Regions from separate parts of the Homo sapiens genome. Here region 1 is linked to region 2. The links are chromatin loops, found by intact Hi-C in ENCODE. Cell type or tissue: A673. All regions are shown on one strand. Each heading gives the region's core, and the rest is flanking DNA. Links, peaks and the distances in the headings are about the cores only.

The links. A loop is a pair of places that touch in the nucleus more often than their neighbours do. Peaks named below come from ENCODE experiments on the same cell type or tissue, not always from the same donor. Only the 100,000 strongest peaks of a DNase experiment are listed, where the experiment ranks them.
Region 1: a loop joins it to region 2, with 5 times the contacts of the local background. A loop is called at or near these places in 4 of 110 quality-filtered maps.

Annotation. Positions count from the first base shown.
Region 1 is chr1:160,685,660-160,700,731 of GRCh38, reverse strand. The region is part of intron 1 of CD48 (CD48 molecule); the gene reads left to right. LOC124904439 (endogenous retrovirus group K member 18 Env polyprotein) reads right to left here. Exons shown (of 1, transcript XM_047438433.1): 1 at 1-15,072. The coding sequence starts at 3,404. The coding sequence ends at 1,722. Among named protein-coding and RNA genes, the nearest start is that of CD48, 19 kb to the left of the region's middle. In A673, for the core only: a CTCF peak has its summit at 8,113; no DNase peak of the experiment used is centred there.
Region 2 is chr1:160,425,462-160,440,695 of GRCh38, reverse strand. VANGL2 (VANGL planar cell polarity protein 2) reads right to left here. Exons shown (of 8, transcript NM_020335.3): 8 at 12,026-15,234. It overlaps LOC105371467 (a long non-coding RNA gene), which reads left to right and starts at 2,519. Exons shown (of 3, transcript XR_922202.3): 1 at 2,519-2,614; 2 at 3,406-3,738; 3 at 7,770-7,831. RefSeq lists an enhancer at 10,599-10,828. In A673, for the core only: a CTCF peak has its summit at 11,942 (motif pointing left); a DNase peak (open chromatin) is centred at 11,885.

The sequences.
Region 1 (15,072 bases), core at 3,304-11,303, 260 kb before region 2:
AAGACCTACTTTAGGCATTCCAACCTATGCACTGTCTAACTTGATTTCTATGTTGCGGGGAGATTCCAATCTCCACAGCGCCAGGATTTTGACCTCTGAGGCTTTAATAGAACTGGAATTTGTAGAAGAAAGAATCCAGACTGCCCAGTTATCTAGAGTACAGCCATTTCAGCCTTTTCAGCTTCTAGTTTTTGCTTCATTACACTCCCCTACTGGACTAATAGTTCAACATAATGATTTAGTGGAGTGATGTTTTCTTCCTTATTCTGTCTCAAAAACTTTGTCTGTTTATCTAGACCAAATAGCCATATTAATTAGACAGGCTTGGTGCAGAATACTTCAAATTTCTGGATTTGATCCAAATATAATTGTAGTTCCTTTAAATTGGCTCAAAGTTCAAGCTGCCTTTCAACATTCTGTACTGTGGCAAATTCACTTGGCTGATTTTATTGGCGTTATTGACAATCATTATCCAAAAAACAAATTATTTGATTTTATAAAAATGACTTCTTAGGTGGTTCCTCGATTAACCAAAAATCAACCCATTCCTGAGGCCGTTACAGTGTTCACTGATGGCTCCAGTAATGGCAATGCTGGCTATGTAAGTCCTACAGACAAACTTATTTCTACCTCTTATACTTCTGCTCAAAAGGCGGAGTTAATTGCTGTGATTACTGCCTTACAGGATTTCCCCAAACCTTTAAATATTGTCTCATGAAGGGGTGGGTTGCCCCTCCACACCTGTGGGTGTTTCTCATAAGGTGGAACGAGAGACTTGGAAAAGAAAAAGACACAGAGACAAAGTATAGAGAAAGAAATAAGGGGGCCCGGGGAACCAACGTTCAGCATATGGAGGATCCCGCCAGCCTCTGAGTTCCCTTAGTATTTATTGATCATTCGTGGGTGTTTCTCCGAGAGGGGGATGTGTCAGGGTCACAAGACAATAGTGGGGAGAGGGTGAGCAGACAAACACGTGAACAAAGGTCTTTGCATCATAGACAAGGTAAAGGATCAAGTGCTGTGCTTTTAGATATGCATACACATAAACATCTCAATGCTTTACAAAGCAGTATTGCTGCCCACATGTCCCACCTCCAGCCCTAAGGCAGTTTTTCCCTATCTCAGTAGATGGAATGTTCAATCGGGTTTTATACTGAGACATTCCATTGCCCAGGGATGGGCAGGAGACAGATGTCTTCCTCTTCTCTCAACTGCAAGAGGCATGCTTTCCTCTTATACTAATCCTCCTCAGCACAGACCCTTTACGGGTGTTGGTCTGGGGGATGGTCAGGTCTTTCCCTTCCCACGAGGCCATATTTCAGACTATCACATGGGGAGAAACCTTGGACAATACCTAGCTTTCCTAGGCAGAGGTCCCTGCGGTCTTTCGCAGTGTTTGTGTCCCTGGGTACTTGAGATTAGGGAGTGGTGATGACTCTTAATGAGCATGCTGCCTTCAAGCATCTGTTTAACAAAGCACATCTTGCACCGCCCTTAATCCATTTAACCCTGAGTTTGACACAGCACATGTTTCAGAGAGCACGGGGTTGGGGGTAAGGTCATAGATTAACAGCATCTCAAGGCAGAAGAATTTTTCTTAGTACAGAACAAAATGGAGTCTCCTATGTCTACTTCTTTCTATACAGACACAGTAACAATCTCATCTCTCTTGCTTTTCCCCACATTTCCCCCTTTTCTTTTCGACAAAACCGCCATCGTCATCATGGCCCGTTCTCGATGTCACTGTCTCTTCGGAGCTGTTGGGTACACCTGCAGACTAACAACAGACAAAACAGGCACACAATGATTAATATGAGATTTATAATCATAGTACTTCTGATGGTCTTAATCCAAGTGACAGGGTTAAGATTTGCGAGGCCATCAGCAACTCCTGCAATTGCCTCAGTTCCTGGCACCAAATTTAAATGGGCTTTTGATGCTTCGAAAATTTGTTCTTTTAATTTGGAAATGTCTAAAGTGAGATTATCTTCTCTTCCCTGTAGATGGCGTCTAACCATGTCCCAGTGATGCTCAGACTCATTATAAATTTGGGGTGTAATACAAAAATCTGACGTATTCCAGTCACACTGTAACTGGAAATGATGTTCTAAGGTCATGAGCCTGTCTCCCATCCAAATGACAGTTTGTCTAAGATCATTAATTTGACTTGCCAATTTTTGATCAATACTAGATTGTGAATTCCACAATCTTGTAGAATTCTTTTGCCAATAATTAACAAAGTTTACTGACTGAACAGAAGAGTGCAATGCAACTCCTGCCACAGCAGCCGTAGCTGTGACTGCAATTAATCCCATAATCACTGCAATTAAAGTAAAAATGAATCTTTTGGATCTATTTAAAATGCCTTTTAATATTTCAGTCAAAATATGGATGGATGGCGAGGCCTCCCACGGTCGGTCCGTGGACACAGGGATCCACATGCCTTCTCTTGCTCTCACCAGCAGAATACGGTGCTGCCAATTAAAAGTTGAATCAATGCAAGTAAACAATCTACAATTTTCACAGGTTATAGTTTGGGAGGCTGGTTTAATAACTATATTTCCTACAACTAGCATATAAGGGGGCTTTATGCAACTTTGTAAAGGAACCGTTAGAATGGAATTTAGGTCGATAGTATAAAATGGCTTACGATATCTTGTTTCTAAAGTTTGATTTCCAGACCAAATTCTAATGTGGTGTGAGGCCACAGTAAGCCTCCACAATTCTGGATGTTCAGGACCAGAAACAGGACTTATTATTTTTGGTCTTGGGGTAGAGATTCCTTTTTCTTCCCATTCCCAAAGGTAGAAAGACTGTAATTTTTTATGCTTATGTTTGTCTAGACTTTCTGTTAAGTCGCTATCAACAGCTGGACTCACTTGTGCACTTGGACACGACTGAGTTTGTCCTGAGCAATTGTGGTAGAATTGACCTCGAGGTGCCCAATCTATAATAGTTTCGAATTCATTGTTTTGTAATATCACCACACTATTGGCCACACATTCTTCCCAAACTAAAACTTCTGTATTCTTTGATCCTTTAGGAATTTCCTTGGGGCAAGTTTTCCCTTTAGGTCTAAATTTTAATGATCTTTGATAAGAAAAGTCTTGTAAATAATTTACCCGTGGCCTGAGTGACATCCCGCTTACCATGTGATAAGTGAATCTACTGTTAGGACTGACAGTAGGTACTTCTACCAACCAATTTTGGACTGCAGGCATTAAACATCCTGGTGCTCTCCCTAGGCAAATAGGAGGATAATGATACCCAATGGAAATATTTATCATCATCCCTTCTTCCTCAGGTTTGGCAGGGCAGCGATCATCTGTGGGGCCAGGTACCCATACACTATCATTAACATATACTTCTATAGGATTATCCATCCATGTGACTGGTGTTACCATCTCCGTGGAGGCGCTTTTCTTTGCATCTCTGATGGGTTCATTGTAGAACTTCAAATGTCTAGTGGGTATCCAAACAGGAAGCTGATTTTCTCCTGGTGAAACACAAGCAAAACCTCTCCCCCACGTTATCAGCTTCCCTATTTCCCATGTCTTATTTTAATTATCTTTCCACTAAATTAGTTTTCCTTCATGTGGGCTGTTCTTTTTACCAGTAAGATGTTCTGCAGAAGTAGTAGTCTGATTTCTATAAATGTTTAAAAAATTTAAAGTATAGAGTGCTAGATTAAGTTGCATCTGAGGAGTGGTACACTCCTTACTGTCTCCCCCTTCTTTTTGTTTAACTAATTGAGTTTTGAGTGTTCTATTAGTTCTTTCAACTATGGCCTGTCCTTGGGAATTATAAGGAATTCCTGTTGTATGTGAAATTTTCCACTGACTTAAGAATTTTTGGAAAGCTTTACTACAATATCCTGGTCCATTGTCAGTTTTGATTTTTTCTGGAACTCCCATTACAGCAAAACAAGACAATAAATGTTTTTTAACATGGGAAGTACTTTCTCCTGTTTGGCAAGTTGCCCACATGAAATGTGAATAAGTATCAACTGTTACATGACATATGATAATCTTCCAAATGAAGGTACATGCGTGACATCCATTTGCCATAATGCATTAGGACACAGACCTCTGGGTTAACTCCTGCCTCTTGAGTGGGCAGGTCTAAGACTTGACACTGGGTGCAATGTTGTACAATATCTTTTGCCTGTTTCTATGTGACATCAAATTTGTTTTTTAATCCTGCTGCATTTACATGAGTCAAAGCATGAAGTTCTTGTGCTTTTATGAATGCAGATGATACCAGTAAGTCAGCTTGTTCATTTGCTTTAGTCAAAGGCCCTGGTAAATTAGTGTGTGCTCGAATATGAGTAATATAAAATGGGAAGTTTCTTTTTCTTACAGTTTGTTGTAATAAATTGAATAGCTGGTTTAACTGATCGTCCATGCTATATTTAATTAGAGCTGTCTCAACATCCCTTGTAGCCTGTACTACATATGCAGAATCTGATATAATATTGATAGGTTGATCAAAATCTTGTAACACTGTAATGACTGCAACCAACTCTGCTCTTTGAGCCGATTGATATGGAGTTTTGATTACTCGTTCTTTTGGCCCTGTGTAAGCCACTTTTCCATTGCTGGAACCATCAGTAAATACTGTTAGAGCATTTTCTAAAGGTTCACATCTGGTAATTTTAGGTAGAATCCAAGTAGTCAATTTTAAGAACTGGAAGATTTTTGTTTTTGGGTAATGATTATCAATAATTCCCACAAAATTAGCAAGACCAATCTGCCATGCACCAGAATTGATAAAGGCTTGTCTAACTTGTTCCTTGGTTAAAGGGACAACTATTTTGTCTGGGTCATTTCCACATAATTTTATTATTCGTAATCTTGTCGGACCAATTAAAGTAGCTATTTGATCCAAGTACAATGTAAAAGTCTTAACTGTACTGTGAGGAAGGAATGACCACTCCACAAGATCAGTATTTTGAATAATGATGCCTGTTGGAGAATGTGCAGTGGCAAAAATCAAAAGTTGGAGTGGGGCTAAGGGATCTATTCTATTTATTTGCGCTGACTGAATTTTTTCTTCCACTAATTTAATTTCTTTTGTTGCCTCTGGGGTTAACATTCTTTTACTATTTAAGTCTGAGTCTCCTCTTAAGATAGAGAACAAATTTGACATGGCATAAGTAGGAATGCCTAGAGTTGGCCGAATCCAATTAATATCTCCCAGCAATTTTTGAAAATCATTTAGTGTTTTTAATGTGTCTTTTCTTATTTCTATTTTTTGTGGCTTAATTTTTCTATTTTCTATCTGCATCCCTAAATAATGAAAAGGAGTAGAGGTTTGGATCTTATCAGATGCTATTGCCAGTCCTGCATTGGCAACCTCTGCTTGCAGAAATGTATAACAGTCAATTAATTTATCTTTCGTTTCTGCAGCACATAAAATATCATCAAAATAATGAATAATATAACAGTCTGAAAACTTGTCTCTAACTGGTTGAAGAGCTCGACCTACAAAAGTCTGACAAATAGTTGGACTATTAAGCATTCCCTGAGGTAACACTTTCCACTGAAACCTGGTGGCTGGTTCTTTATTATTTATGGCTGGTATAGTAAAGGCAAATTTTTCACAATCCTGCTCTGCCAGAGGGATGGTAAAAAAGCAGTCCTTTAGATCAATTATAATTAAAGGCCAATCTTTTGGGATCATGGCTGGAGAGGGCAACCCAGGTTGGAGAGGCCCCATGGGTTGAATTACGGCATTTACAGCCCTTAAGTCAGTTAACATACGCCATTTGCTGGATTTCTTCTGAATTACAAACACAGGAGAATTCCAAGGCGAGAATGAAGGCTCAATATGTCCCTTTTCTAACTGTTCATTTGCTAATAAATGTAAAGCCTCCAGTTTTTGTTTTGGTAGCGGCCACTGATTTACCCACACCAGTTTTTCTGTTTTCCAAGTTAACGGTATGGGTTTAGGAGGCTCTACAGTGGTCACCCCTAAAAAGGATACCCTGTTCCTTCTCTTCCGTGATTTATTTTAGCCTCAATTGGAACTTTAATGCCATCTTCATTTTTTCCTAGTCCCTTTCCTGGTATATATCCCATCTTGGTCATGATTTTTTGACTCATGGGGCTATATAATGTAGCGGTCATGGTGATTTCCGCACCCCATTGTTGTAACAAATCTCGACCCCACAGATTAAGAGGAATTGAAGTGATCATTGGCTGAACAGTACTTTCTTGATTATGTGGCCCTAAGCAATGTAAAATCTCAGTACTCTGATACACTTCTGAGGCTGTGACTATGCCGACAAGTCCTGTAACAGTCTTTTGTTTAGGCCAATTTTTTGGCCACTGATTTAAAGCAATGATAGAGACATCTGCTCCAGTGTCTACCAATCCTTCAAGCTGTTTTCCTTGAATAACGGCCTTACACACAGGTCTGTTCTCTGAGACCTGACTTGCCCAATATGCAGCCTTTCCTGTCGGATCAGTGCTTCCAAACCCTCCTGTTCTTTTTATTTCACTATTTCCAACCTTAATATATGGCAGGAGTAATAATCGAGCAATCCTGTCTCCTGGACTGGCACTCCAAGGAATTGAAGAGCTAATAACCAATTGAATTTCACCTTTATAGTCTGAATCAACCACACCAGTATGAATTTGAACTCCTTTTAGATTTAGACGTGATCTTCCCAAGATTAGTCCTACAGTCTCCTCAGGCAGCGGGCCATATACTCCTGTGGGGATTTTTTGTGGGGGCTCCCCTGGAAGCAGAGAGACTGCTTGTATAGTACATAAATCTACTGCTGCACTGCCACTTGTGGCGGGGGACAATTGTTGTACTGTGGTAACTGGCTTATTCCCTGAGGTACTTGGGACAGTGGGGGTTGTTGTCCCTGAAAACCCTGAGGAACAAAGGGCTGAATTGGGAATGCCCCAGTTTGTTGCAGGGCCTGAGGCTGGCCCCTTTGCTAGTTTCCCGACAATGGTTGCCCATTTTTATCAAATTTGGAACGACATTGACTAGCCCTTTTGGTAGTTTCCCGACAATGATTGCCCATTTTTATCAAATTTAGAATGACATTGACTAGCCCAATGTTTTCCTTTTTTACATCTTGGACATAAGTCAGGTGGCTCTCTACCTGTTGTTGTAGTAGCTTGAATAGTTATATTCTGTTTATTTAAGACTGGGCAATTCTTTTTTAAATGACCAATTTGACCACAATTATAACATTTTCCTCCAAATGTTCTAACTTGTCCTCCTAAAACAACTCCTGTTATTGCTTGGGCCATAAGCATAGCTTTATGCGTAGCTCCTCCAATTCCATCACGGGCTTTTACATACTCTGAGATTACATCTGATCCTGCGGGAACCTTTCCTTTTAATGGCTTAATGGCTGATTGACACTCAGGATTGGCGTTTTCGTATGCCATCAACTCCACTATGACCTTACGGGCTTTTTCACTGGCAATTGACTTTTGAGCAACATCTTGGAGCCTTGCCACAAAATCAGGGTAGGGCTCTTTTGAACCTTGTCTTACTGTATTAAATGTGGAGCAGGCGCTTCCTGGGTCTTGGATTTTTTCCCAGGCTCTAAGGCAGATAGCTCTAACTTGCTCAATGGCCTCATTTTGCATTAATGCTTGTTGACTAATAGTGCTCCAATTTTGACCTGTTCCTAATAGTTGATCTGCATCTATGTTAACTGGAGGATTGGCAGCCCTATTTCTTCGGACCTGTTCTTGTGCCCCATCAATTCACCAAGTCTTAAATTGTAAAAATTGAGAGGGTGAGAGAGATGATTTTGCCAGAATCTCCCAATCATAAGGAATGAGTCTATGTCCATGAGCAATGGAATCTAATAATGTCCTCATATAAGGGGAGTTGGGTCCATACTGTTTTACTCCCTCTTTCATATCTTTTAGCATTTTTATCTAAAAAGACTTGTATCTGGCCTCAACTGTGAGAGGCTCTCCCTCTTGGGCTCCTTCTCCAGGTGGCATCGGTTCTAACGTTACTGGGAATTGCCACGCCTCAGTATCTCCTTCCTTTCTTGACTTCTCAATAATTTCATGTAATTCACTACCCTGTCTACTAGGTGGTGCCATAGGATTGTCTCCTAGTGGGCGGCTGAGGGTATGGCTCCCTGCCCTGTGGTGCTGGGGGCATTCCTAGATATCCATACTGACTTTCTGGGGGTGGCCGATACTGAAGTTCGGCCGGTGGCCAGTATTGATAAGCTACTGGCAGTTGGGTCTTATTTTCTCTAACCTGCGCTTGAGGTTGTAATGTTACGGTCACCTGACCTGCTGAAAGAGGACTTGGCCCTCGTGGTTTAGACTCTAATGGCCCCACTAATTCTGGACCTTTTCCTTCTAATTTTAATGTTTCAGGATATATCACCTCCTGTAATTGATTATAGTCAACATTTTGCGTTGACTGAGCCATTAACGGCTCTGCTACATATTCGCAATGTAAAGTTTCCGTTTCCTTCTGGGATTTTTTCCTTGTCTTTTCATTACAATCTATTATACAGCTTCCAGGGGCATCAGAAACTGAAACGCTATCTTCTGTTTGAAATGGTTCTAAAGCTGCTTTAATAATGGGCCAATCATTCCATACTGTAAGTGGAATGATATTACCCTTCCTACCTGCTTGTTTTAGTTCCTTACCAATTCTTTTCCAATCTTCTAGATCTAAATTTCCTTGTTCTGGAAACCATGGGCAAAATTGTTCTGTTGTTTGAAATAGCTTGATTAGATTTTTGGTGGATACTCTAACTCCCCCTCTTTTTAAAAGAATTTTAATGAAGCTAAGATAAGAGGCATATTTACTTTTAGTTTTAGTTTGCCCCATTGTCACCCTAGCTTCTTCCGAGTGCACAAGCTTACCGTAAGGCTGACTGTAGATGTACTCGGGATCTCTTGTCGACTTGTCCTCAATGACCACGCTCGAGTGTACCTTCACCCCAGAGAAAAGCCTCCACGTTGGGCACCAGATGAAGGGGTGGGTTGCCCCTCCACACCTGTGGGTGTTTCTCGTAAGGTGCAATGAGAGACTTGGAAAAGAAAAAGACACAGAGACAAAGTATAGAGAAAGAAATAAGGGGGCCCGGGGAACCAACGTTCAGCATATGGAGGATCCCACCAGCCTCTGAGTCCCCTTAGTATTTATTGATCATTCGTGGGTGTTTCTCCGAGAGGGAGATGTGTCAGGGTCACAAGACAATAGTGGGGAGAGGGTGAGCAGACAAACACGTGAACAAAGGTCTTTGCATCATAGACAAGGTAAAGGATTAAATGCTGTGCTTTTAGATATGCATACACATAAACATCTCAATGCTTTACAAAGCAGTATTGCTGCCTGCATGTCCCACCTCCAGCCCTAAGGTGGTTTCTCCCTATCTCAGTAGGTGGAACGTACAATCGGGTTTTATACCGAGACATTCCATTGCCCAGGGATGGGCGGGAAACAGATGCCTTCCTCTTGTCTCAACTGCAAGAGACATGCTTTCCTCTTATACTAATCCTCCTCAGCACAGACCCTTTACGGGTGTCGGGCTGGGGGACGGTCAGGTCTTTCCCTTCCCACGAGGCCATATTTCAGACTATCACATGGGGAGAAACCTTGGACAATACCTGGCTTTCCTAGGCAGAGGCCCCTGCAGGCTTCCGCAGTTTTTGTGTCCCTGGGTACTTGAGATTAGGGAGTGGTGATGACTCTTAATGAGCATGCTGCCTTCAAGCATCTGTTTAACAAAGCACATCTTGCACCGCCCTTAATCCATTTAACCCTGAGTTTGACACAGCACATGTTTCAGAGAGCACGGGGTTGGGGGTAAGGTCATAGATTAACAGCATCTCAAGGCAGAATAATTTTTCTTAGTACAGAACAAAATGGAGTCTCCTATGTCTACTTCTTTCTATACAGACACAGTAACAATCTGACCTCTCTTGCTTTTCCCCACAGTCTCAGATTCCGCTTATGTTGTACATGCCACTAAAAATATAGAAACTGCTACTATCAAACATATTGATAATTCTGAATTGGCTTCTTTATTTTCAAGGTTACAACAGGTGGTTCACCAGTGTAGACACCCTTCCTATATTACACATATTAGGTCTCATACCACTTTACCAGGACCCATGTCTGCTGGTAACCATGAAGTTGACTGTTTGGTGTCTTTAATGACCCAAGAAGCTCAGGAGTTCCATAATCTCACTCATGTCAATGCCACTGGCTTAAAAGATAAATTTGCTCTTACCTAGAAACAGGCTAAGTTTATTGTTCACAGCTGCCCTCAGTGCCAGGTCTTCGTACTTCCAAATCAGGAACCTGGTGTTAAGCCTAGAGGCCTAACTCCTAATGCTTGATGGCAAATGGATGTGACTCATGTTAGCTCCTTTGGCAGACTGTCATATGTGCATGTCTCAGTAGATACCTTCTCAGGTTTTATCTGGGCTACTTGACAAACAGGGGAAGGCACGGCCCATTTTTAAAAACATCTGTATTCTTGCTTTGCAGTTATGGGGCTTCCATATCAAATAAAGACAGACAATGCCCCTGGATATGTTAGTAAGGCTTTTGATTCATTTATACAACAGTAAGGAATTTCCCATATTACTAGAATCCCTTACAATCCTCAAGGACAGGCTGTGGTGGAACAGGCCAATCGCACTTTAAAAACCCAATTGTCCAAACAGTCTGAACAACCAAAACATGATTTAACTACTCCACACTCCCAATTACATTTGGCATTATTTACTTTAAATTTTTTAAATGTTCCTAAAGATAATACTGTAACTGCAGCCAAACGCCATTATACAGGCAAAAAATTTTCCATAAACGAAGGCAAGTCAGTGTTATGGAAAAACTCTCAAACCAATACCTAGGAACCTGGCACAATTATAACGTAGGGAAGAGGATATGCTTGTGTTTCACCAGGAGATCATCAATCCCATGTCTAGGTACCCACCAGAAGACTCAAGCTTCAGGTGAATACTGACAACTAAAACCACAGACAAAAAACATCTGTGTCAGAGATTGCCTTCAGACGTGGTGAGATCTCTGCTGACTCCTCAGAAACAGGCACACCAAATCACAATAGGTGTAAATCAATCCTCCCTGATGGCAGTGGAGACCCATCTAACTAATCCCACTTCTCCTGATTACTTTTCTTTTTCTCCTTACAAACCTAAAAATCTCACCATTTCTATTAGCCTGAAAATAACATCCCTCTGTTCTTCTCTTCCTCCTTCAGCACTCAATCTCACTTACACTAGGTTTTATTTAATGATTCTCCTCCTTATACTTTCTGTCTCACCAGTTTCCTCTCACACTGATTTACCTGCTACACATAATTATTCTTATTAGGCTTATGTGCCTTTTCCTCCACTTATTCGACCTCTCACCTAGATAGATGCTCCTGCAGAAATCTACACTAATGATAGTGTGTAGATGCCTAGAGCCACAGATGACCGTTGCCCTGCTCAACCAGGAGAAGAAGGCACTGCATTTAATGTTACCATAGATTATAAATACCCCCCTCTGTGCCTCGGACATGCACCTGGTTGCATCCACCTAGAAACTCAATTCTAGGCTGCTTATCTTCCGAAAACATCAGCTACAGATAAAATAGGACATTTAGTCTCTGGCCTCTCCCTTTCTCCTTTAAAACAAATGAAAGGAGAAGTAATGGGAGATACCCCATACTTTCAATATAAACCTGCAGGAAAACCATGCCCTAAAAATTTTGAGGGCCCATCTAAAACTTTAATTTAGGATGATTGTGTTAACTCACATGCAGTAATATTAAAAAATGACTCATATGGTTTAGTAATAGACTGGGCACCAAAGGGCTATTTAAAAAATAATTGCTCCTCTAGTGGAAGGGAATTCCTGGAGGCTAATTATTTTATTTCTTATCAGGAGAACGAGAATCATCATTCTACTTTGCATAGGAGGATCAGCTCATTCTTTCCCTTAAAATGGGAAGATAAAGGCATTACCCGCCCCCCAAGCCTCGTATGATACTCCCCATTCTGAGCCCAGAACACCCAGAACTTTGGAAATTGGCTATTGCCATGTCTGGACTGCGAGTATGGGAAGGGAAAACTATTTTGACTGTTGTTCCCACTACTGTCCCACTCTCTCAGTATCAACATAGACCCAGACATTCTGCTTTACTTACCTCCAACCTGACTATTCCCATACAGAGTTGTGTTAAGCCTCCTTACATGCTGTTAGTAGGAAATATTAAAATTTGGACAAATAATCAAACTTTCCAATGCATTAATTGTCATCTATACACTTGTATTAACTCCCATTTTGACTCCAGGAAAAGTGTAATGTTGGTTCGAGTTTGAGAAGGAATCTGGATTCCAGTAACTTTACCTAGACCTTGCGAATCCTCCCCCCAATACATTTAATTAATGAAGTGCTACAGCAAATTCTAAAAAGATCTAAGAGATTTGTTTTCACTTTAATCGCTGTTATCACGGGCCTAATTACAGTCACTGCAATGGCCACCACTGATGGAATGGCATTACATCAATCTATTCAAACGGCTCATTTTGTTAATGATTGGCAAGCCAATTCCACCCAAATGTGGAATTCTCAACAAGGCATCCATCAAAAATTGGCAAGTCAAATTAATGATTTAAGACAGTCTGTTATTTGGCTTGGAGATCAGGTAGTGAGTCTCAAACATCACATGCAAATGCAGTGCGATTGGAATACTTCAGATTTCTGCATCACCCCGTATTCCTATAATGAGACTGATCATTCATAGGAAATGGTCAAAGGACACCTTCTAGGTAGAGAAGATAATTTATCATTGGACATAACTAAATTAAAGAAACAAATTTTTGAAGCCTCTCAAGCTCACTTATCCATCATGCCTGGAGCTGAGGCATTAGATCAGGTGGCAGAAAATCTTTATGGATTAAACCCCACTACTTGGATTAAGTCTACTGGGGGCTCCACTGTAGTAAATTTTGGAATATGTTTCTGTGTTTAATCAGCTTGTTTTTAGTGTCCCAGACCACTCAAAGAATCCTGTGTCAAAATCAAGAGAATGAACAAGCCTTCATTGCCATGGCACATTTATATAAAAAGAAAGGGAGAGATGTTGCAGGAAGTCAGGGACCCCAAATGGAGGGACCGGCTGAAGCCATGGCAGAAGAACGTGGATTGTGAATATTTTATGGACATTTATTAGTTCCCCAAATTAATACTTTCATAATTTCTTATGCCTGTCTTTACTGCAATCTCTAAACATAAATTGTAAAGATTTCATGGACACTTATCACTTCCCCAGTCAATACCCTTGTGATTTCCTATGCCTGTCTTTACTTTAATCTCTTAATCCTGTCAGCCAAGGAGGATGTATGTCACCTCAGGACCATGTGATAATTGCATTAACTGCACAAATTATAGAACACGTGTGTTTAAACAATATGAAATCTGGGCACCTTGAAAAAAGAACAAGATAACAGCAATGTTTAGGAAACTAGAGAGATAACCTTAAACTCTGACCACCGGTGAGCCAGGCAGAACAGAGCCATATTTCTCTTCTTTCAAAAGCAAATGGGAGAAATATCGCTGAGTTCTTTTTCTCAGCATGGAACATCCCTGAGAAAGAGAATACGCGCCTGGAGGTATAGGCTTATAAACAGCACCCCCAGGTGCTCCTGTCTCTTATGGTCGAAACTGCAGAGGTGAAATAGACTCCAGTCTCCCATAGCACTCCCAGGCTTATTAGGAAGAGAAAACTCCTGCCTAATAAATTTTGGTCAGACTGGTTGATCTCAAAACCCTGTCTCCTGATAAGATGTTATCAATGACAATGGTGCCCGAAACTTCATTAGCAATTTTAATTTCACCTCGGTCCTGTGGTCCTGTGATCTCGCCCTGCCTCCTCTTGCCTTATGGTATTCTAATACCCCGTTAAGTACTTGATGTCTGTCACCCACACCTATTTGCACACTCCCTCCCCTTTTGAAAATCTCTAATAAAAACTTGCTGGTTTTTGTAGCTTGTGGGGCATCACGGAACCTACCGACATGTGATGTCTCCCCCAGATGCTCAGCTTTAAAATTTCTCTCTTTTGTACTCTGTCCCTTTATTTCTCAAGCTGGCCAATGCTTAGGAAAAATAGAAAAGAACCTATGTGAATATCAGGGCAGATTCCCCGATAGCTGCTTAGTTCATTGATGTATCCCAAGTGTCTCAAATAGTGCCTGACAGATAGTTCTTAACAAATATTAGCTTTTAATCACCCTTTGGCTTACCCTAGTGGTCATCTCCTCCAAAGAGATTTTTCTTAGTATTTTCTCCATTTTCTATCCCTACCCTCCGGATAGGAATATATTCCCATAGCACACTGTGTTTATTGTCAGGAGTCAGGAAATGATGCCCTAAAATGATGGCCTCAGAAGCAGCCTCAGAAGTGAAAGTTTTTCTCTGACCTTCTCCTGCCCTCCTGTCTATCAGTCCCATTCTCCCCTAGGCTAGCCATAGACACTGGAATCCCTCTTTCCCAAGGTGGGCCATAGAAGCCAAAACCCCTTTTCCCCAAAGCCAGCCATAAAATTTAAATATACCACCCTAACTTTCCTTGAGCCTTTCTCTGTAAAAAAAAAATAGCTATAAAGAAATTATCTGACCTATCTTGTTTGATTGTGAATCATAAGACCCCCATTCTAGAGAGGGCCTGACCCACACACGGGAGGAAGGAAAGAATCTGGCACAGAAAGGCCAAGCAGAATCTAGAAAGATAGGCCTTGCTGGGTTTCCCGCAGTCAGTCTATTGGCATTCAATCATACCCTTTTTGTCCAATCATATTTCTCCATGACTGTCCATACTTTGTTGAACCTAAGCATAAAAATGGACAATTTGCCCTGTATCTTTGGCTCTTCATTAGGAAGGCTCTGCTTACACGTTAAATTGATCTGTATGCCTTTCCTCCTTAATCTGCCTCTTGTCAGTGATTTTTGGCAAACCTTCAGAAGGTGAAGGGGAAGCTTTCCCTTGGTCCCCACGTTACCTTTATTATAGTCATCAAGATAATATATTAGGATTATTTGTTTGTG
Region 2 (15,234 bases), core at 7,127-15,126:
GTATTAATTTAATATTCTATTGCATTCAAAGTCCATTAAGAAACTTCAAAAGTATATTTAAATCAATATTCAGGTGCAATACACTATTAAGAAATGGGGTTGGGCACAGTGGCTCAGGCCTGTAATCCCAGTACTTTGGGAAGCTGAGACAGGAGGATCGCTTGAGACTGGGTCTTCAAGACCAGCCTGGGCAATATAGCAAGACCTTGTCTCTGCAAGAAAAGAAAAATAGAAAATTAGCTGGACTCCTGCTTGAGCCCAGGAGTTGAGGCTGCAGCGAATCATGATCCTGCCACTGCACTCCAGTCTGGGCAACACAGTGAGAGCTTGTCAAAAAAAAAAAAAAAAAAAAAAAAGAAAAAGAAAAAGCAAGAGAAGGAAGGAAGGAACAAAGGAAGGAAAGAAAAGGTCAGAAAACCAATAACACCTTAAAACTGTACACGTACAGTATAAATGGATTAGCTCTGTAGGTCTATATAATCTGCAATATTGCCTAAGATTTCTATAAAAGAACCGGTTATACAGATATACCACTTATTTAAATTATAACTCAATGTAGTTGCATATATCTATGTTTAGATTTACATATTTTTAAATAATGGATAGGCGATAATTACTTATTTCACTTATAGGACAATTGTTAATTAGTTCTAATTAACTATCTTAGAACTATCTTAATTAACTATCTTAATTCAACTGAAATTTAGATAGTTCCATTTAATTTAGTTTTTTGTTAAAACAGAAATACAAATTATTGAATTAATTAATATGCCATGCTTGCATTTTTATTTCATGCTGTGGAAAAAACAGCAAAAAAAGGTAGACATAATTTAACCCCAAATTCACAAAATAATTTAATTTATTACATGGTTTCTTTTTATTAGGAGTGTAAGTAAAACTTAATTAAAATTAAGTTCTCTTATCGTTTTACCAAATTATACTAAAACTTTCTACAGCTTGGTACAAAAAAGCTTCTTTTAGCCTTTTAAAATTGTAACTAAATTGTAAATTTAAATTTATAACTCAAATTGTAATAAATCTATCATTTTTACCTTTATACAAAGCAAAGAAATTGAGGCCTGGAGTCTCTTGCATTTCTTTGTAATCGAATTTAGATTGATTTTTTTCCTCCTTGGAAGTCTTTGATATCCCCCCAGGAGATTTGCAGTAAGCTGATGTCCACTTGTGCTGACAACCTTTCGCCATTTGAAAAGCAATTCCTAGCTTGCTTCTGAGAGCTGGTAGAAATTGAATGTCTGCCTCGGGACACCAAATTATCATGCAACGCAAACTGTCCATCATGAACTGGGTGTTTTCTGAACCACCAAATATAAAACTGAATTACCTAACAGGAATTCATTATAAAACAGAAGTGGAATATACAAAAATGGGTCTGAACAGGTCCAGAATACACAAGTATGCTGCATAAGCAGGGGACTTTGTAATTCCAGCTACTCTTCCACCTCTCCCTTGCTCTACACCGACGGCCTCATGAGGAATTCCCTATGAACAGTTAATGGAGGAAGAAAGAGCATGGGCCTGGATTTGCATGCTATGTCAGCCCCAGATGAATGAGAATGGCCTCTCCACTACAGTGAACCTCACTCAGTAGAGGCTTCAAAGTCAGTAATGAAAGAAAATCTCTCCAGCAGGCAGAACTTGAAGCAGCATATCTAGTTGTACACTTTGTTTGGAAGGAGAGATTGCCTGAGGTACATATCTACATTGAATCATGGGCAGCATGTTAACAGGTTGACCACCTTGTCAGTCACTTAAATGAAAAACAATATTGGAAAAGCAGTAAAAAGGAAGTCTGGGAAAGAACTACATAAAGTGGTCACAGTATTAAGATATTTGTGTCTCAAGTAAACGCTCTTTAAAATACTAGGGTTTCCTAATCCCAGGGTTCCTCAACCATGACATAAACTTACTGTATGCAGAGCATCCAGATTGGCTGCTCCGTATCACCCAGTGGAACTTAGAGGCAAGGAGAACTAATGCAAATATGAAGTTCATGCTACCTGCTGGGCCAAGTGTAATAAAGTCCTTTGTCTCTGACCCAGGAGTCTCATGTTTTTTGTCAGTACCCATGAAACTAACAGACAAACTTATTAGTTTAGAAGTGGCATAAAATCTCAGGCTTTTCATAGTTGTTGGAAGTTCTGGCAATGAGGACGAGATGCTGACAGAGATAGGGCTTTCGGGAAGAGGAAAGTACAATGGCCCTTTTGCAGGCCTGTTTGGAAGATCTGAGAGACTCCTGGGGATCCAGTAGTGACTGTTCTCATCCAAGTAGTGAGTGAGAGGTGGAGAATGAGGATACCCACTGTTCTACCTGTTAATGGGGCTGAGGGGTATTAGTTTGGATTGAAGCAAGCTGTCCAAATGGTATTTGTTCTTTCTCCTCTGGGCAGAAGGAGGGAGGGCTATTATTATGATGAAACAGTAAGCCCCATGGCACAAGCCAACAAGCAATAAGGCAGTGGCCACTAGTTAAGGGGTCCCCACAGCTAAAATAAATGGTGTTGGTAGTGAGGATATAGATGTTTGGGTAGACCACAAACAGAATTTGTTTACGTGAACCTGGATCACCACCAGTCACTTGAAACTGAAAGTAAGCGCAGATTGCTTACTGACACAGATCCGTACTCAAGAGCCTGGTAAAATCATTGCTCTCTGCCCCACAGACAAACATTATCTTTATCTCCCTAGGCTACTAATTTCTATAGTAAGTGTGAAATATCTCTTAGATGTCTTTGTGAAGATGTCAAATAAGCACTTAGATTTATAAGTCTAGAATTCTGGGGAGAAGTCAGGGCAAGAAATAGAGATTTGGGAGTACTTGGTATATAACTAACATTTATTGGGTACTTACTACATGCCAGGCATATCTAAGTAGTTTATGAATATTTTCTGAGTTACACTCCCAACATCCCTGTGAGGTTGGCACTGTGTTATTGTCTTCATTTTAAAGATAAAGAAACAGAAAATTTCCTCAAGGCCACATAGCTACTGGGAGCAAAACCAGAAGAAAAACCCAGGCAGGTTGACCCCAGAGCCCATGTTCATTACTACTATGCTGTGCTATCTGGTACACAGACGGTATTTAAAGCCTTGGGATGAGATGAGGATACCCATGGGTAGTATGTAGAAAAGAGAAAAGGGGACTGAAGTACTGCAACATTTAATGATGTCCTTCAGAATTTCCAATTCCTCCTGTCTGGTTCTGTATTTAATAGACAAATGCTAATTTATCAATTTGAACTGTCCCATCAGGAATATACCTGTACAAATGACCAACTCCAGTTCCCAAACTAGATCTATCAGTTGTTATAAATTGATAAATTAACATTCTTATTTATAATTGCTCTTTTATATGTATGGCTGGTTTTATTCCATTTCCAGAATGTTATTTCCCTTTGATTACTTAATGAAGACAGAATGTCTGGACCAGTAATGACCTCCTAAGATACTGACACTCTGTGAGGTACTATCTGAGGCAAACAGGACTTCTTGGACATCTCTTTGACCACAATATGGCACCATACCAGGAATCTGAGGAAGCAGAGGTTCCACATGGTTTGCTGAAAATTCAAGGGGAAAACAACATCTGAACTGAAAATGCTTAACTCAGAGCTCTCCTCAAATAGTAAATACTATTTCAGAAACGGTTGGTAAGCTTTGGCAAGACGCTGCCCTCAGAAAGAACCATGGCAGCTGAGAAATAGCAAGTACCAGGTATGGGTTCTGTGGTATAAACATGAGGGGCTCCACAAAGGTCCTCTTCTCTTTAGTGTCGAGCAATTATGTGTACATATACACAGCGTACATTAGATGTTCCAATTCTTCTCCCTGTCTTTGATTTTATTCTTAAAACAAAAGATTCATTTGTAACTTTTATTTCAGTTGCCATCAGAGTCTTAGTAAAATAGCAGTCCCTTAGTTGTTCAGAAATTCATTTTTATTTTTAATTATATGGCTACGTAATAGTTGTATATATTTACAGAGCACATATGATGTTTTGATACAGACATATAGTATGTAATGATCAAATCAGGGTAATTGGGGTATCCATCATCTCAAGCATTTATTTATCATTTATTTGTGTTAAGAACATTCCAATTCCCCTATTTTAGTTATTTTTAAATATACAATAAATTGTTGTTAACTACAGTCACCTTATTGTGCTACCAAATACTACAACTTATTCATTCTATTTAACTGTACTGTTATATCCATTAACCACTCCCTGTTTATCCCCCTGTACCTACTATTCTCCCCAGCTTCTGGTAAACATCATTCTAGTCTCTCTCTCCATAACTTCAATTTTTTTTAGCTCCCATATGTGAATGAGTACATGTGATGTTTGTCTTTTTGTGCCTGGCTTATTTTACTTAATATAATGTCCTCCAGTTCCATCCATATCGTTGCAAATAACAGAATTCCATTGTATATATGTACCACATTTCCTTTATGCATTCCTCCATTGATGGACATTTAGGTTGCTTCCATATCTTGGTTATGGTAAATAGTACTGCCATAAACATGGGAGTGCAGACATCTCTTCGAAATACTGATTTCCTTTCTTTGGGCGTACACCCAGCAGTGGGATTGTTGGATCATATAGTAGTTCTGTTTTTAGTTATTTGAGGAACCTCCATACTGTTCTCCATAGTGGCTGTACTAATTGACATTCCCACCAACAGTGTACAAGCATTCCCCTTGCTATACATCCTTGCTAGCCTTCTCAAGAAATCTTTTGACAACTTCCAAGGTCCAATTACTTTGACACTCAATTTTTAGACAGCAATTTCTTGGATAGAGTTTGGTTATTGAAGAGAATGAGGAAGCTCTTCCCAGTCAAAAAGATGTTGTGCCCCATCCTTTATTTCAAGGAAACCTTTCCTGACAACCTTGGTCAGTTTCCTACTGTAAGATCCCATAGTCCCCTATACTTCATCACTACATTCATCACCTTTGAAATTAAGTGATTACTATCTGAGAACAAAGACTATGTCCATGTTATTCAGTGCCATGCCACCAATACCTAGCATAGCTCCTGGCACATAGAAGGTGCTCAACAAATATTGGTTAAATGACAGAATGAGTGAAAAACAGTAAACACAGATAAGACAGTTTCCAGCAACATTTAACTACAAGGTCGTTAAGATCTTGAAGTTTGTACAGTGACCACCACTTGGGCAAAGAAACTTGAGAACATATTTCTAAATTATTGATATATGATGCTACCTACAATTATTGAAATATGGTGTTACTTTTGTGAAAGGAAAATAAATCTTGGGGCCCCAAAATCACTAACCTAAATGGAAAAGTCAAGCGAGGAACTGCTTAAGGCAAACCTGCCTCCCATTCTATTCAAAGTCACCCCTCTTCTCACTGAGATAAATGCATATCTGAGTGCCTCCTTCGGAGAGGCTAATCAAAAATTCAACAGAATGCAACCATTTGTCTCTTATCTACCTATGACCTGGAAGCCCCCCTCCTCACTTCGAGTTGCCCCACCGTTGCTTCAAGTTGTCCTGCCTTTTCCAGACCAAACCAATGTTCATCTTACATACATTGACTAATGTCTCATCTCTCCCTAAAATGTATAAAATCAAACTGTATTCTGACCACCTTGGGCACAGGTCATCATGACCTGAGGCTGTGTCATGGGCATGTGTCCTCAACCTTGGAAAAATAAAGTTTCTAAATTAACTGAGACATGTCTCAGATATTCAAGGATCACACTTTCATTCTATACCCATAGCAATTAATGCAAATATTGAAGTACATTAAGTCACCTTATCTGAAACTATCTAAATATGGTAAAACTCATGAATTTCCTCTGTTCTATTGGTCATTGATATGGTTTGGCTGAGTCCCCACCCAAATCTCATCTTAAATTTTTGTTCCCGTAATCCTCATGTGTCATGGGAGAGACCAGACGGAGATAATTGAATCGTGGGGGTGGTTACCCTCATGCTGTTCTCATGATAGTGAGTTCTCACAAGATCTGATGGTTTGATAAGGGGCTGCCCCCTTCAGTTGGCACTCACTTCTCTCACCTGCCGCCATGTAAGACATGCCTGTTTTGCCTTCTGTCATGATTGTAAGTTTCCTGAGGTTTCCCTAGTCATGAGGAACTGTGAGTCAATTAAACCTCTTTTCTTTATAAATTATCCAGTCTTGAGTATATCTTCATAGCAGCATGAAAACAGACTAATACAGTAAATTGGTACAACAGAGAGTGGGGTACTGCTATAAGGATATCCAATTATGTGGAAGTGACTTTGGAACTGGGTAACAGGCACACGTTAAAACAGTTTGGAGGGCTCAGAAGAAGACAGGAAACTTTGGAACTTCCTAGAGACTTGGAGGGCTCAGAAGACAGGAAAATGTGGGAAAGGTTGGAAGTTCCTAGAGACTTTTTGAATGGCTTTGACCAAAATGCTGATAGTGATATGGACAATGAAGTCCAGGCTGAGGTGGTCTCAAATGGAGATGAGGAACTTGTTAAGAACTGAAGTAAATGTCACTCTTGCAACGCAAAGAGACTGGCAGCATTTTGGCTCTCATTCCCTCTCCTGCCACAAAGTGAAGAAGGATGTGTTTGCTTCCCCTTCCACCAGAATTGCAAGTTTCCTGAGGCCTCCCCAGCCATGAGAAACTGAGTCAATTAAACCAGTTTCGGGTATTTCTTCATAGCAGCATGAGAATAGACTAATACAGTCATGTTGGCAAAAAAATTTCTAGCCAAAGATAATTTATATTGGAAACTGCTCCTTCAATTTCTATGGCCTTTAGTGATAAGATCTCATTTTGGCCCTTTTTTTGTGTCATTATTAACGTCTCATGGATCAGTTAAGTTGCATACTGAACTGCTTTTGTATAAACTCCACACGTAAGGCCTATCTCACAACATATCATTTAAGATTCTCATAAAATCACAATTTGATACAGGTGGCACAATTTTATAGCATGAGCAACAATGACCTTACCAAACTATTTATTACATTCATAAAATTTAGACCTCTTAACAATTTTGATCTCTTGCATCAATTATCTTAGAGTTAAGTAAGGCGTGTTTAGGACCCTCAAATTTTCAGGGGTATATTAAGCTTCTTTTAGGGCCTTGCTGCTCAAAATAAGGTCTGTAGAACATCAGCAGCAGCACCTGGTGCTTTATACTGTGTTGCCCCAGAATGCATATGTTGAAGCCTAACCCCCAATTTGATGTTATTTGGAAATGCGGCCTTTGGGAGGTAATTAGATTTAGATGAGGTTATGAGACTAGGGCCCTCGTGATGGAATTAGTGCCCTTATAAGAAGAGACATAAGAAACCTCGCTCTCTCACTCTCTCTCTCTCTCTCTCTCTCTCTCTCTCTCTCTGCCATGTGAGGGCACAGCAAGAAAGCAGCATCCTATAAGCCAAGAAGAGATCCCTCATCAGATCCTAACCATGCTTGCCAGCCCAATCTCGGACTTCCAGCCTCAAGAACTATGAGGAATAAATTTCTGGATTTTAAGACCCCCAGTCAGTCTATGGTATTTTGTTACAGCAGCCTGAGCTGACTAAGACACCTGGGCACCTGTTTGAAATGAAGAAACTCAGACCCTACCCAGACCTGTTGAATCAGGGTCTGTATTTCACATAATCCCCAAGTGATTTGTACACTTGCTATACGCACCATTAAAGTTTGAAAAACTCTATTTTGGGGACCTATTTCAAGACAGAGTAAAAACCCGATGAACATTTCAATTCCAGGAAAAAGGTTGCCCAGGGTCGAATTCTTCAATATGCTCCAAACCAGAAGTACACAATCTCGTACCAGTCACTGAAAATGAATTCTACAAGCTCAGCTTTCCCTGATGATACAGTTTGGATCTGCTTTCACTTCAACTGGATTCCATCTTTGAGGCCAGAGGTACTGTGTTAAGATATAAGTAAACTGACAGAAGACAAGAAGTCCTTCAACAAGTGTTCTTTATTACAGTAAAAACCATCCCAGCCAACCCCACCCTAAAATCACACATTCTTATGTCAAAGAGAACTAACATTAACAGGAACTTGAAAGGAGTGAAAATCTTCACTAAGTTAAATCACATGTTTCCTGACTCATTTAAGTCCCCTCATGCAAATTTTTGGTTGTCACAGTATTATTGATGGACCAACAGAGCTTCAGCTTCCTCTTCAGTGGTCTTTAACAGATTTCCAAGCTCCATAGTGACACTGTTAAGGGATTCAGGGGAAACAGCACACACCTGCATTTTTTTCCCCTGAATCACAAGTACCTATAATACTATCACTTTTATTACTAGAGCGGTGTCTAGAATTAGGTAAAGTTGTGCTTGATGTCTTCTTAGTCAGGTTTTTTTAAATAGAGTTTGTTTGTAATTTATTTATTTATTTTTGAGATGGAGTCTTGCTCTGTTGCCCGGGCTGGAGTGCAGTGGCACAATCTCAGCTCACTGCAGCCTCCACCTCCCGGGTTCAAACGATTCTCATGCCTTGACCTCCCGAGTTGCTGGAATTACAGGCGCATTCCACCAAAATAATTTTTGTATTTATAGTAGAGACAGCGGGGGAGGGTTTCACCATGTGGGCCAGGCTGGTCTCGAACTCCTGATCTCAAATGTAAATAGCCTTTTTAGAGTAGTTTTAGTTTCATGTGAAAATTGAGTGGAAGGTACAGGGATTTTTTATACATGCCCTGCCCCCACACTTGCATGGACTCTCCCATTATCTACATCCCCCACCAGAGTGGTACATTTGTTCCAATTAATCACTCAAAGCTTATAATTTACATTAGGCTTCACTACTGGTACTGTATATCCTATGGGTTTGGAAAAATGTATAATGCCAAGTATCCACATTTATAGCACATACACAGTAGTTCCACTGCCCTAAAAAATCCTAAAACCACATACTTTTAACCACATACTTACCCTAAGTGAAGCAGCAGCATGACCTAATTGTGCCCAAAAGCAAGAAGGGACAATACACAACCGAAGATCTCATACTCCTAATTTTTTTTTTCTTTTTTCTTTTCTTTCTTTTCTTTTTTTTTGAGACAGAGTTTCACTCTTATCACCCAGGCTGGAGTGCAGTGGCCCAATCTCGGCTCACCACAACCTCTGCCTCCCGGGTTCAAGTGATTCTCCTGCCTCAGCCTCCCAAGTAGCTGAGATTACAGGCATGTGCCACCACGCCCAGCTAATTTTTGTATTATTAGTAGAGACGTGGTTTTACCATCTTGGCCAGGCTAGTCGCGAACTCCTGACCTCAGGTGATCCACCCGCCTCGGCCTCCCAAAGTGCTGAGATTATAAGCGTGAGCCACTGCGCCCAGCCATACTCCTAATTTTTATAACCTTATAACCAAAGTCATTCCCCTTACAGGATATCAGAGTACAGATGGCTATTTTTGACAAGTGACATCAAAATAGTTTACATATCAGGCTCAATACCCTCACACACTGTTGGCTTCAGTCTGCCTTTTACAGATGGTATTTACCACCTCCAGGAAAATAGTGTGCTTCCTCGGGTTGCCTACAACATATGACAAAATAAAATTTCCCAACTTATCTAGCAAAAGTCCCATGAGCTCCAAGGGGAGGGGGCCAATGTTTTATTTATCTTTGTATCACAATGCCTACCACACAGTAAGTGTGCCCCCAAAACTTGCTGAGATGAAATGAGAGAAGCCAATGCCTTGGCCAGGTTTCCCAACTCTAAACCAGTACCTTCTCCCACTATTCTACATACTCAAATGTGGCATTCACTGTTATGAGCAGGTAGGATGTCATGTCTGCCCTGCCGTTTGTACCAAGAGAAATGGACCCCATTCTCAGCCTGAAAAGAAACTGGGGAGCTAGACAGGGATGACTATTCTCCAAGATTTACTATGTAGGTGGTCCTTTATTATCTCTCTAGCATCTTCCATGACCATGTGTACACTAATGCTGCAGTGCTTTTCCAAAGGCTGACTTTCCCCTACCCCAGCCTTCCTGGCAATTGGAAGAGCATTACTATCATATGCTTAAAGTAACAAAAAAGCCAAGGGTTACCTTAAGCAAGCTGACTTTCAGTCTGTAGAAGCCATTAAACTATCCCAAACAAACAAAAAAAAATAGTAACAAAAAAATTAAAATTAAAAAATAAAAAACTAATAACAAATCACTGAGACCTTGGTCTAAAGATCTTTATGTCTCCTCAGCCAGAGCCCCAGCCCCCAGTTCCCCCTCTCGGCTGTATTTCAAAGGCAAAGGCTAAAAAACAAAAATCACACATGGGCAGCATATGTAATCACATATAATCACATATAATGTCATGAAGTCCCAGGCATGACCCTGACAATCCACCAAGCTGGGTCCCTAACTTCAGTGCTATGTGAAGAACTTCTGTGGAAAACACATCCTTTCAAACAAAAGTTACAAATACCCTTTGCTGCCTGACAAATGGTCAGGATTATCACTTTTGCTTGCAGCAAACCTCTAGAGAAAATATGATCTTATCAATCAAATATTGAGGTCTGGCTTTAAATCTATGAATTCCTGGGGCCAGCATTACAAGAGGAGGTCCCTGAGGTTAACTAGCCTTCTCAAGGGTCCACCAAGGTTAGCTCAGTGAGGGCAGGACCATATCCAGTATCTTTACCAGAGAAAGTACTTTAGTATCAGGCTGGGAACATCATAGGCACTAAATAAAGAATAAACTTAAAAGGTGTTTACTATACTTGGCTGTTGAGAACAAGAATAATTTCAGAGGCATGCTAAGGTAGAAATTTGGTCACAATGTAAGTCACAAGTTGACTCTGAAATGAACTGGAAACAGCAAGTGAAACTATTCTACAAACCTAGTTACAGAAAGAACAGAGCCGTGAGAATGGGGATGCAATTTCAAGGGAAGTATTTTTGTTTGTTTTCACATGAGAAAGACTGGAGTGCAATTTTAAAGGGAGAAGCAAGTATATGATCCCTTTCATGAGCCCCTATTGTATTGTTAGTTGTTCAGTTCATTATTCATGCAACAATTTTTTATTGAGGACCAACTATATGCGAGGAACTGGTTTCAATTCTAGGAATACTTAGATGAACAAAATGTAATCTCAAGGTGAGTGTGTTCCCCCATCTTGAGTCTTAAACAAACTTCCTAGATTTCTTGAAGGAAACTCCCCGAGCTCCTTGGAATCCAGCCAGGGTTTGTCTACACTCTGCCTGAGAACACGCCATGAAGCCTTGCACTAGGGTCACCCAGCCTGTCACCCCTGTAAACTGGGTCATCCTCCAGGATGGAGCCTCTCTTGCCTTTGCATCCCCAGAGCCTGGCAGAGTATGAGGCAGGGGAGAGGAGGAGGAAATCTAGTGAATAGGCCACCTCCATACAGAAATGCTTGTTTTTAACCTTAGCAGGCTGTTTACATGCTAAGCATCTTGCCCAAAGTCACAGAGGTCAGGCCCAGGTAAGACTGGGAGAAGGGACCCAATCTCTTGAGGGTGATTTTAGTACCTGATTACATGCATTACAGTGACAACAGAGCACTGAACTCTCTACATATTTAGAACTAATATATATACTACAGAAACTTGTCTCAATGAATTGTGATGGGCTGTCACCACTGACTGAAATCTCAACTATCCCCTGAAATTCCTATGGCACTTTATGTTTTAGAAATACGTTTTAGAAACCCACTCCTGCCCTAGAGGCCATACAGACACAAGCTTGCTCAGGAGGGTGGACCCAGGAAGTAATCTTTCTTTCTCTATCCTGACAACTACACCAGGAAGTGGTTAAGCCCTCACATTGTTGTTTCTCTCTCTTTAGAATCAGGATTCAGAATAAGCAATTTCCTTTTTCATTTTCCCATTTCTCTCCAACACACCCTGAAGGCCTGCAGAGCAATGATGAGCTCACACTGCCCCCTCCTGCCCATTCCCTCCCTAACAAGGAATATATTCATTATTCCCTGGCCCTCATTTGCTCCCATTCCTGTAAAGAAAGAAAAGCAACAGAATGCCCCCACAAAAGTCAAATGTCTTTATTTTATATAAAAAAAATTTGTACAGTTTTAGTTCCTATGTTTAAGAAAAAAATCCTAAAATTGCCGTAATGTTTAGATCCACTGCAAACTGTAGAAACAAGCTTTTTATATATTAAAAAAAATTTACATTTTACAATTTTCTACATGCATGCACAAGGTCTCAGCTCTGTAACCCCACCCCCCCAAAAAAAAGGAAAAAAAATCTAGATCCAACAGTGGAAAATTCTACATTTACAATCTCACTTGGAAGGGACTCAAAAAGCCCTCTTCCTTTTGCGCACGGAAGAACAAATCACAACAATCACACACCAGGACTGAATCCATCAGCAGATACTGCCCTGTGGGAAGGGCAGAGGAAAGAGAAGACAGACGGACTGACAGACACCACAGAGGAACAGGGGAGTTAGCCTGGGACCAATGGAGGAGAAGTACGAACCCTGGGAAAAAGACGTGTCAGATGAGAAAGTTCCGGAGAGTCCGATGTCTCATCGCAGGTGTTACATCATCAGGGTTTGCCATTGGAATACTGAGTGGAGATGGGAAAGAGAAAAGTTAAGGGCTGAAATGGGAGGGGAATGGGAAGAAAAAATGAGAGACAAGAGGGAAATAAGAAAAAACAAAGAGAGCACAAAGACCAGTTTAGGAGAAAGGACCAATGGGGACAGTGGCAGAGTGGCGAGGTAGGTGAAGGACTGAGGCACAGCGTCCTGTTGTGGAGGGAGGAAAGGCAAGCGTTCCGAGGTGGTGAAAAGGAAGGCCTGCTAGGCACGGTGGGGATGAACGAGGATGCCATGAGTCACACAAAAGACAGTGCTGGTGAGGCCCAGCCACAGCAGCCCTATGGTGTCAAGGGGGTAAGAGGTGGGCATACCCCCACAGCAGGAGAATGAGCAGATCCAGCGCATGATGGGACAGACACAGTGGGGAAACTGCTCAGAGGGACTGAGTCAGCTGCACACCCCACAGCAGTTCACAGCATGGAGACAACTTCCCACAGGGGAGAAGCAGAGGACAAACACATGGCCATATGTCTGACAATTCATCCTGACATTTTAAAAAACAATAGTAATAATAATAATAATAATAATAATAATAATGAAAAAAGACAAAGATACCACAGTTCTGAAGCAAAAGACCAAAATGCTACCATTCTCAGGCACAGCCCTTAGTGCTTAGAGAGTTGGAGGCAAAAAATTTTTTTTAGGAAAGGGGAATGAAAAAAAAATCACAGTGATTAAAAACATGGCAGGATCTTAAAATAAACACTCCCCAGCCCCTAACCTAGGGCAGCAACTAAGATCCCAAATCCTTTCCCTCTCCCCCACCCCAACCTGCTCCTCAGACCACACCACACTCCATCCTGTCCACAAAGGCAATGACCCCAGTCACCATCCAGGCCCTGTTTTCCAGGATAGTGAGGTATTTATGTGACTCAGAAGGGACTCTCTGACACAAAGTTTTTGAAGAGAAGAAAAGAGACAGACCCCCAGAACAGGACATATTTCATACAGGCCTATCTCATAACCCTGGCCCCAGCCAGAGGCCCTGCCTAAGTGAGCTCCACAACCCACCCCTTTGGGGACAAGGTAAGCATTGGCCAATGAGCTCCTCTCTAGCATGCGGTGGGTAAACAAGTGAACTTTTGCAGAAAGGACAGCAGGAGAAACCCCGATCACTAGGCTCCATCATTCCCAGGGCTGGTGCTACACAGAGGGGGAGCCTCCCAGGGGAGACACTGGGGATCTTATCCCAGGATGTGCTCTGCAAGGTAAGTACCAACCAGTCTTTCAGGGAAAAGAAGGGCCTACAAAAGGACACTGTGAGTTACTCAGAGGAATGGCCTAGTCATTGCAGCCATCAGAAAGGTCCTCCATGTGGATCCTGGCTGGATGTATATGGGTACTTCCTAATTCTACTCTCCTTGGCAAAAATGTCTGAGTCAAAGGCTCAGATTTATATTGAAAATATTTATTAGAGGGCCAGCAAATTTTGCTCAAAATGAGATCTAAATTATCAAGAATTTGGATTTGGTGCAAAGACTATGGAAGCTAAAATGGGGTGAGGGGTGAAGTACCTACAAAAGGCAGTAATCCTTGCCCCTCAACCCAATACAGACGGAGCCCAGAGCTCAGAGAATCAGGCAGGGAGAAAAGGGGTGGGGACCCTGGAAGGCCAAGGAAACGAGACCCCTGAGGCAAAGAACTGGACTTAAGGCAGGGGATGAGGAGGAGCTGCCGGCTCTTCCCCAAAAGAGATGAGGCAACAGGTCTCTGGAGTCGAGAGAAGGCGGCAGGACAGGGGTGGCTGGTGACAAAAATAAAAACATTTGTCTAAGACCACAGGGGCTGGGTCAGGGTCTGCAAGCCACTATGTCTGTACAGGAGTCTACATACCATCCTTCACTGGGAAGAGCGGGGACGAAAGTGAGGGTAGGGTTAGGGAGCAGGAGTCAGTGATGGGGGTCTCTCCAAAACCTCAGGGATCTATTCAGCCCTCCTCCTCAGGGGCTGCCTAGGAAGACACATTGGAAGAAAGGTACCTTCCCCTAAGTCCCTGGAAAAGTGGTCACAGAGGGTTTCCACGTGGTTGCCTATGGTCACGTGACCATACAAACCAAAAACATTAGGTGGAGATTTCTGGGAAAAGGATGGGATCCTTCTTTGCTCTAAATATATGTGGAAGCAAATGCTCCTAGCAAGGAGATTTCTAACTCGGGCTGTGTGGCAGGAGTATCCCTGCCCTAGAACCCAGGGTTTGTTGTGGCTGGGGTGAGGGACAGGAGGGCCAGTTGCTGCCCTGGAGGAGTTTGGCACTGTGGCTCTCTGGAGTCATGTCCATGTGCCCCAGAGAAACCCTGTTGGGCCACTGAAGAGAAATGTTTTAAGAACTTGGATTTGTGAGTCGGGGCTCAGGAGGGGAAAGTACAATCAGCAGGGCCCTGTGCCCTTTCAGGAGAGACTGTAATCTGGGAAAAGACTAGGGAAAGAAGAGGGAGAGAGGCACTGATTCCTGCAGGGCCTAGAGTAATACAAAAGTTGTTGGTGAGGTGGGAGTCCTTCCCAGGTACTGTTGACAGCAGGATGGTCTCTCCAGGTTCACATGGGGTAAAATAAGGAAGAAGCGAGGAGAGAAGGTGGGGGTGCGTTAATTCAAGTAAAAAAAAAAGAGCAAGAAGAAGAAGGGTGGCAGG